Regions from separate parts of the Mus musculus genome. Here all the other regions are linked to region 3. A link is a contact called in ENCODE Hi-C data. All regions are on one chromosome and are shown on one strand. Each heading gives the region's core, a stretch centred on a gene start or an enhancer-like site at or near the end of the contact. The rest is flanking DNA. Distances are from core to core; before and after follow the strand shown. Region 1 overlaps Med26 (mediator complex subunit 26). Region 2 holds the start of Cherp (calcium homeostasis endoplasmic reticulum protein). Region 3 holds the start of Nwd1 (NACHT and WD repeat domain containing 1).

The links. Hi-C counts contacts between places; a loop is a spot of excess contacts on that map.
Region 1: a map of regulatory T cell shows a loop between it and region 3 (4-fold over the local background). The contact joins the enhancer-like site here to the promoter of Nwd1 in region 3. A Hi-C loop is called at or near these places in 5 of 37 maps with a recorded cell type or tissue (T-helper 1 cell, T-helper 17 cell, T-helper 2 cell and 1 more).
Region 2: a loop to region 3 is called in a map of T-helper 2 cell, with 5 times the contacts of the local background. The contact joins the promoter of Cherp here to the promoter of Nwd1 in region 3. A Hi-C loop is called at or near these places in 2 of 37 maps with a recorded cell type or tissue (T-helper 17 cell and T-helper 2 cell).

Annotation. Positions count from the first base shown.
Region 1 is chr8:72,498,476-72,501,175 of GRCm38, forward strand. The region is part of intron 1 of Med26 (mediator complex subunit 26); the gene reads right to left. Among named protein-coding and RNA genes, the nearest start is that of Slc35e1, 7.2 kb to the left of the region's middle. Within about 2 kb of position 1,281, at least 1 of the 3 ENCODE cell types and tissues checked has a DNase peak (open chromatin) inside an H3K27ac peak, as active enhancers do.
Region 2 is chr8:72,473,878-72,476,577 of GRCm38, forward strand. It overlaps Cherp (calcium homeostasis endoplasmic reticulum protein), which reads right to left and starts at 1,356. Exons shown (of 18, transcript NM_138585.3): 1 at 1,181-1,356; 2 at 735-908. The coding sequence starts at 1,205.
Region 3 is chr8:72,645,388-72,648,087 of GRCm38, forward strand. It overlaps Nwd1 (NACHT and WD repeat domain containing 1), which reads left to right and starts at 1,324. Exons shown (of 19, transcript NM_176940.5): 1 at 1,324-1,622.

The sequences.
Region 1 (2,700 bases), core at 31-2,530, 150 kb before region 3:
AGAAACATGGAAGTTGAAAGTAAGCTCTAAAATGGTTGCAGGAGAGGATCTGCAGTTGTGGGATGATAGATGTTCCTGAGGAGTTCAGAGCACAGGGCAGAGTAACATGGCACTGCAGGTTCTAGGTTGACAAGCAGTCAGGAACTGTGGGGGTGGAGTTTAGACAGAATACCAACAAAGCTGATTGTCCATAGCCCTAAGTCCTCTCTATCTTTGTGCCACATGTCGAAAGGGTATGATGATATCACCTGCCACACTGGGTAACATGGAAAAATAGTCTGCAACCCTACCGACTGTTCATGAGGAACCGCCCAGCTCCAGCACTTGGGAGGAGGTGTCAGCTAGTAGCCCCCAGGAGGTTGTTCCATGTGACATACCACAAGCAACCTAGTGACCAGAAGATCGACCTTCAGGTTTCCTGCTGCTGCCCTGATCTATGTTGGCTGAATCCCTTCATGTTTTGATTGTCTCACCTACCCATAGCCTAGGGCCAGAGAGCTGCCTCCTTACTGGAGGTTCTTGGGGATGATCCATACTCAGAGAGATACCAACAGAATTCAAGTCCAGGTCCCAATTTTCTTACTGGCTGTCACCTAAAATGCTGCTCCTAGCTTCAGGAGTACATCATGTCCCTGTGTTCCCAGCCCTCTACCTACCTTCAATACCAGCCCCAGAATCCTGATCATGTATAGCCCAGAATTGTTCCTGTCCGCACCTTAGCCATGTCTTGTCAGGTAAGGTACCAGGCCTAGGTTGGTTTCCAGACTAGGAGGTAGATAGCCTATAGGCCATGGGTATCCCCCAGCTTTTCTAGTCTGTCCATTTCCAGCGGAAGGCAGTCACCATGTCTCTCTTGCTTCAGGGCTCTGCCTCCTGGGAGAGAAGCTGTACTGAGAAGAGAGCAGTCAGCAGCCCTTGTACTGTCGCACAGCTTTCACTAAGCCATCCCTCTGTCAACAAGGCAGGCCCTTCCTTGGGAACAAGGCCTTCCACATGTGATATTTCCTCTGGGGCTGGGGCTGTAAACACATCCAGATTACAACATTGGTCCTGCTGCCCCATGGATGGGTGGCCTACCTAGAGACATGGCTGTCGTACTCACCTCTGAAATGGGATGGGCAGGGATTCCATGCAAAGAGTGTGCAATGAGGAGATCATTCCTAAGAGAAGATAAATCAAGTGTTCCCTGGCCTGGGATCTTGGTGCCACTGGGCTCCTGAGCTCCATGGCTTCATCTCCATCTAGTGACCTCACTCTGGTATATTTAGAGCCCTGGGTCCCCACATACTCCTGACCCAGCAGTCCTTGATGAAAGGAATTTGCCCAAGCCCCAATGGCCTGGCAGCACAGAGTGTCCTTGTCCTAGGACAGAAACCATTCTGCTCCCAGACAGGAAGAGGGGACAGAACACCTAGGGGAACCAGATATTGGGTTGGTGCATAGGAAAACACACACACACACAAATGCTAAGCTGTGCACAGACCAGCCATAGTGCCTTCTGGGGTTATATGGATCAAGGTCTAAGGGCCTTGACTAAGGGGCCACTTTATCAGTGTGGGCTTCCAGGAGGCCCTGAGGGAAATGCCATATCCTCCGTGTTCTCCTGCAGCTGTAGGTCATTCACCTAAGGAACTGCCTGCCACACTTACAAGGTCCACACTGCTGGAGCCACACACTGGAGCCAGTGTAAGTAGATCAACCATCAGAGCAGTGAGTGAGTTAAGGTGAACCTACCTGCCTAGGTAAAAAAAAAAAAAAAAGCAAGGAAGAGCTAGAAGAAGTGATATGGGCTGGCAGGTAGGCTCAGGTGCTCTACCACTAGGACAAAGCTGTTAAGGCTAATCCACTGCCACCATCATAACAGACACCCTGTCTTTTCTTGGTTGTTCCTCTTACCTGCATGTCAATACCTACCCACTCATCTCCTGAATGCTGTTCTGACTGCCTGGGGAGCTCTTGGCAGTGCTCTGCCTTAAGTGCTCTGCCCTGAAGACAGCTTCAGGGCAGGTCTGTAGCTCAAAGTCCTAGTTGCAGGCCTGAGGGCCATTTACAACCTGCTGCTGTCAAAAATAGCCTGGTTCTTTTCTCTCTTTGGGACTCATTCCCAGTGCCCAAATATTCCCAAGCACCCTGCCAAATGGTTTTCCCATCAGGAGAGCTCCGGCACCAGGCCTTGAGCCATACACTTGTACATAGTGCTGCCTGAATAGACACAGATCTATCTGTATTACCTTAACAAGCAGTATGGCCAAGCTTGCCTCCCCTCCCTTCTCCATCAGTGACAGGCTCTACCCATTCATTTGCATTGCTGGACATCTAGTGTTGTAGTGCCTGCCTGTGTACAGTGGCTCCAATGGAGAGGCTTATTAGCAGTGGCCAGCAGAGGCACTAAGGAAGCAGGTGGCATCTCTGTGGGAGCCACACAAAGGTGTGTCAAGGAACCACCACAGGTCCAGATGGAACATGAATATTCATGATAGAGGAAGAGTGTAGAGGACAAAGTCAGGCCAATGGGTGCATGCCTTAGGGCATCTAAGGAGACATCTCCTTTGTCCTTCATCACTCTTCTTCCTGGTTGCCATGAGATGATCATGCTCTGCCACATGCTCCCACTTCAATGTGGCAAACCTAAGGGGCATGTGCGTGCGTGCGTGCGTGCGTGTGTGTGTGTGTGTGTGTGTGTGTGTGTGTGTGTGTGTG
Region 2 (2,700 bases), core at 106-2,605, 170 kb before region 3:
CTGCCAGGCCAACCTGGGATATGGTGTGAGGCCCTTAAAGACCAGCTGTGCTTCTTCACTCATTTTCCTTTTTCTTTTGTTTTTTTTTTTTTTTTTTTTTAGGCAGTCTATGTAGTCTTGCCTGTACTGGAACTTGTACAATCAGTTGGCCACAAACTCACAGAGATCGACCTGCCTTTGCCTTCTAAGTGTTGAGATTAAAGCGGTGGTCCCATCATCCCTGGCTCTAAACTTTTTATTATTTCTATTATTTTTAATCATATTTTTCTTGATGTTTAAATCTAGTTTACAAAACTAGCTCTAGAACAGTCAGGACTACACAGAGAAACCCTATCTCGAAAGCAAAAAAAAAAAAAAAAAAAAAAGGAAAAGAAAAACGTTGCAAAAACTAAAGGGAAAGCTTTTTGATCTATGCACCTGAAATGCAGAAAGCTATGGTCTCAGCCTGCAGAAAGGCTGCACAGTTTGCACAGTTCCCACCTTCCTGCAGATCCGCAATTGCCTCTGCAAAGACCACCCAGGGACCACTCCCGACCCAAAAGCCTGGATAGAGAATATATGATAGTCTCTCCTTATGACACACAGATCCAGCAGTCTATCTTGGTACAGGGCTCCGGGTAGGACAGAAGAACGGCTGCTCTGCTCTGCAGAGGAAACTTGCAACTCTAAAGAAATTGGCTGCGGCGGGGCCCGCATTGAACCCCGAGGCGGCTGAGGGCCTGAGGGGAACTCACGCTGTTGCTGCTCCAGTGCCAGCTTGCACTTGTAGTAACTGTAGAACTCGCCTCCAAACAGAAACGAGAACTTAGGGTTGTCCTTCTGCTTCTCCATCGTCATTTTCTCGAACTCGGGTCCGTTGCGAGCCACAAACTGAGCGAGCTTATCGATGACATTTCGAAGCTCCTGATCTGCAAAACAGAGGAAAAGGCGTCAGTGGGGGCAGCCTGACCCGGGGACCAGGCCGGGGTCCTCTGGGGCGGGCCACTGCAAGGCGGTGGTGTACGGGTCCTGACTAGGGCCAAGCGCGCGCCAGGAATGCGGGGAACCACGGAGAGGCCGAGGGAGGAGCGGCGAGGCCGCAGCGCGCTCCGTCACTGGCCCGGCAACGCGAGGAGGCACGGCTGGCCGGCGGGGGCACACGAGAAGAACCCAACGACCTCAGCTCAGGGACCGGCCTCACCATCTGGCGGCATCGGCATCTCCATGGCTGCAGCCACTGGCAACGTCCTCCGCCGCCTCACGATCGCTTACCAGCACCGGCCACAGAAGCCGGCCGGAAGTGGCGCGAAGGGCGACGTTTACGACGGCCTCGCGGGCCGCTTCGCGCGCCATTTACGGCTGTCGCTGGGAAACACCGGAAGTGAAGACCGGAGGAGGGCGGGAAGGGACTGCGTGAGGACTCCAGAGAAGGATGGCCTAGTGAGACGCATGCGCGTGAGCCTCTTTGCGCATGCGGCGGCCCGGCCGCTGTTCCCCGACGCGCTGGAGCGTGAGAAGCTGCGCCGGCGGTACTCTGGGTTTCTGCTGCGTTCTTGCGAACGCGTGCACTCCCAGGCCTCTGCGTCTTTCACATCCTTTTACGCCATCCAGAAGGCGGGATCGGCAGGTGATGGTTTTGGCGAATCACACCTCACTCGGCTCCTGTTCCGATATGCTCCTTCTGGGTAAGAATTTTGAGCATTGGGGCTCCACAACATCACATCAGACCGACGTGGAGCAAAGACATCTCTTCTGAAGCGACTATAGACGTTCTATGGAAGGAGAAGCGGAAGCTGCGTCAACACCCCATCCCTTCTGTTTATTTATATTATTACTTACTCCTGGTTTTTGAATATTAGGTCTCATAGAGCCCAAGCTGATCTCTAACTCCCCACACAGCCTTAGATAATCTTGCACTCCCGATCCTCCTCTTAGCTCTTAAGTACTGAGATGACAGGCGTGTGCCACCACCACACCAGGGTTACAGGATACTGGGGATGGAAGACAGGACTGGCTGCATGTTAGGCAATCACTGAGATATACCATCGACCTTTAGAAAGAAAAAAAGATTTATATTTTGCCGGGCATGGTAGCGCACGCCTTTAGTCTCAACACTTGGGAGGCAGTGGCAGACAGATCTCAAGTTCAAAACCAATTTGGTCTACAAAGAGTTTCAGGATAGCCAGGACTATACAGAGAAACCCTGTCTCGAAAACAAAGGTTTAATTATGTGTCAGGTGGGTTTGTGTACGTGACTTCAGGGCCTAAAGAAGCTGGAAGCAGGCACAGGATCTACAGCACTGGCATGATTTACTTTCTGAGTTTGTGCTGGCCACTAAGCCCTTAGTGATCCTTTGAGCCTGTTATGCCAGGGTCTCCGACTTTTCCTAATTGGATATTCTTACTGCTGGAAGCACCACACCACGATTATATGAGGAGGAAGGAGGAAGTTGAGCCTAGCAGGTATCCTGATCCCTATGCCCTTCCTGTAACTCCTGTCTTGCCTGCTGTGAAGCCCCTTTATAATGTCCTACTCTTGGAGCTGCAGAGATAGCTCAATGGTGATGTGCTTGTCATGGGAGCAGGACCACCTGAGTTCAGGTCCAAGAATTCAGTGTAAAAACCAGACAACAGCAGCACAGGCCTGCAATCCCCAAAGACTATTGTGACCTTGTAGGGACTCTGTGTGGCTCACAGTAAATAGAAGTCTGTATCTGCCCG
Region 3 (2,700 bases), core at 74-2,573:
CGAGGAGTCAGTGCTTTTAACTGCAGAGCCATCTCTCCAGCCGTGGTTAGTATTGTTACATACATATGTGTGTGACCAGATCACATATATGACTACAACATGCTGAGCCTGTTTCTATTGTTTGTGTGTGGATGGTTTCAGAGTTGATCACACTGCATTGGACAAGCAGTGAGGGTCCTTATCCCTGGGAGAGGCTAGCTTTCCCTCTTGTAGCTGTCTTTAGTTGCCTGTAGTTCTTTGTCTAGGAGAGGGGCGAGTTTTCTCACTTCCAGATGAACATGTCTATTGACCTTGACCTTGTTCTTGTCTTGTTTATGGAGCCATTTCTTGGGAGACCGTTTCACAGCAGACTTTCTGCTATTCTGGCTCTTCTGTTCTAATCTTCCTCTTGCCTCTTTGTAGATGTTCCCCGAGTCACAGATGCAAGAGCTGTGACTGGATGTATCTACTGGGGCTGGTTCCCACCACCTCCTGATCTCTGAATTGTCCAGCCAGTGGTGGCTTGCTGTGATGGGCTCTATTTGCTGTAAAGAGGCTTAGTGATGAGGGGTGGTAGCTGCACTTATCTGTGGGTCTAAGGTAGAACGAAGTCAGAGACTATGCTAATTTAGCAAAGTGGTGGTAGTAGATTCTTTTCTAAGATCCCTGACCTTACTAACTCTGAGAACCTGGCTAGGTTTCCAGTACCAGTTTAATCTCCTTCCTGTTGAGTGGGTCTTAAGTCAAATTAGACAGCTGTATTTTCTTAGTGATTGATGTGGGAGGTCCCAGCTCACTATGGGTGGTGCCCCTGGGCAGGTGATCCTTGGATGTCTAAGGAAGCAGGCTGAGCAAGACATGGGGAACAAGCCAGTACGCAGCACCCTCTATGGCCTCTGCTTCAGTTCCTGCCTTGAGTTCCCTCACTGATGGATTGGAGGTACATCCAAGGTAGCTCAGTACAGAACACAGGTAGTCAGGAAGAGCAACAATCGCTTTTAACCTCTGACCTGAATCCAGCGCTGAAGCACATTTCCTGTGACCCCGGGATGGCATGACAGTCAGCAGCAGATGTGGACCAGACTGCATCATGCACCACCCCCACTGACAGCTTGGCTGCTGTGAACTGTCAAGCCTGGCACACAACAGTTAACCGCCGGGTCTGGCCGGGTGCCCAGCCTGGGCTGCAACACAGCCAGTTCCTTTCTTTTATCCCACTTGCTGGGAGAACTCAGCTGGGTGAATAGAAAGTACCTAAGACAAAAGTTACCAAGAGAGGCAGAGCCTTGTTTCCGCTGTGGCTCTGGGCCCAGGAACTTCCTTCTTTCACCCGCTTCTCCTAGAGACTTCCAAATGACGCCCTCCATGGCAGCAAGAGGGAAGCGGGCATCTTGGAGAGAGCCTGGAGTAGACGCTGCAAAAGGGCCCTTGAAGATGCCTCATTCTTGCTGAGGTGTTTGCAGTTAACATACAGGAGCCAAAATGATGGGCAGCTGCCCAAGCACTCACTGAGCTCAAGATTTGTCAGTGAGCCCCTACTGTGTGCTGGGCATGCTGACGCATGGTTTTAGGATTTATGCACCTGTGGGTCCCACACTTCCCAGGGAGCAGACACTGAACATGGAGAGCCTTGGGAGCTGAGGGTGAGTATGGCACAGAATACGGGGTGGGCCCCACGGGGAGTGGTTGAAAGGACACATCGAATCAAGGACCTTCAGAAGAGGTAGCATTTACACTGAAATGAGAATGGGAAAGATTTAGTTTAGCATGTGCAAAGGACCGAGATAAAGTACAGACAGCCCCCCCTCCACCTTCCCTTCTTCCGCCTCTTCCTCCTCTTCCTCCTTTTTCTTCTCCTCCCCCTCCTCACATCTTCTGCCTTTTTTTGAGGCAGGATCTCCTATAATCCAGGCTGGTCTCCATTTGCTCTGCTGACCCAGGCTAGTGTGCAACAACAGCTTCTCAGGCATACATAGCCTGAATGGTGCCCCATCCCTACCTACTTGGTGTCTATGGGGTTGTCTCATGAAATCCATACTGGCCTTGAACTCACCACGTATATAAATAAGGATGACTTTGAACTCCTGATCCTCCTGCCTCCACCTTCTGATTCCCATGCTAGGCAAGCACCCCATGTGTTTACAGGTGTGTGCCACTGTGTCCAGTTTAGGCCAGGGGACCTTTACCAAGGGGATCCTATCCCCAGGGAGACATTGACATCTGAAGAGATTTTTGGTTGTGGACTTTGGTGGCAATGGGAGGTGGTGATTTCTATCTTTAGTGGTTACAGCTAGGGGCCAATAGGTCAGGTTACACTCTCCCCCTCACCCCTTCTCACAGAGTGGTTCAGTGTCATGAAGAAATTGAGTAAGCCAAGGTCAGAGGGCATAACAACCCGGGATTTTGGGGTGAAGATCAAGACCAAAATGTTTTGAGCCTCCTCTAAATATGAATTTGGAAGTGATTGTCAAAGGTGCCTGTCCACATGCTGAATATGATGCAGTCTTGCATGTATGAGTGTGACACAGCCTGTGTGTGGACAGCACCATATTGGTCCAGGGACCAGCTCAACTCATGAGGCTTGGCTGCAAGCTCCTTTGCCTTTTGATCCATCTTGCTAGCCCTGTAGTTTTGTTTTGTTCTGTTCTGCTTTTTAACCTTTGACTTTATTTTTAGTTTTTGTAAACTAAACTTTAAACTAATAAAACTTTATTTTAGTTT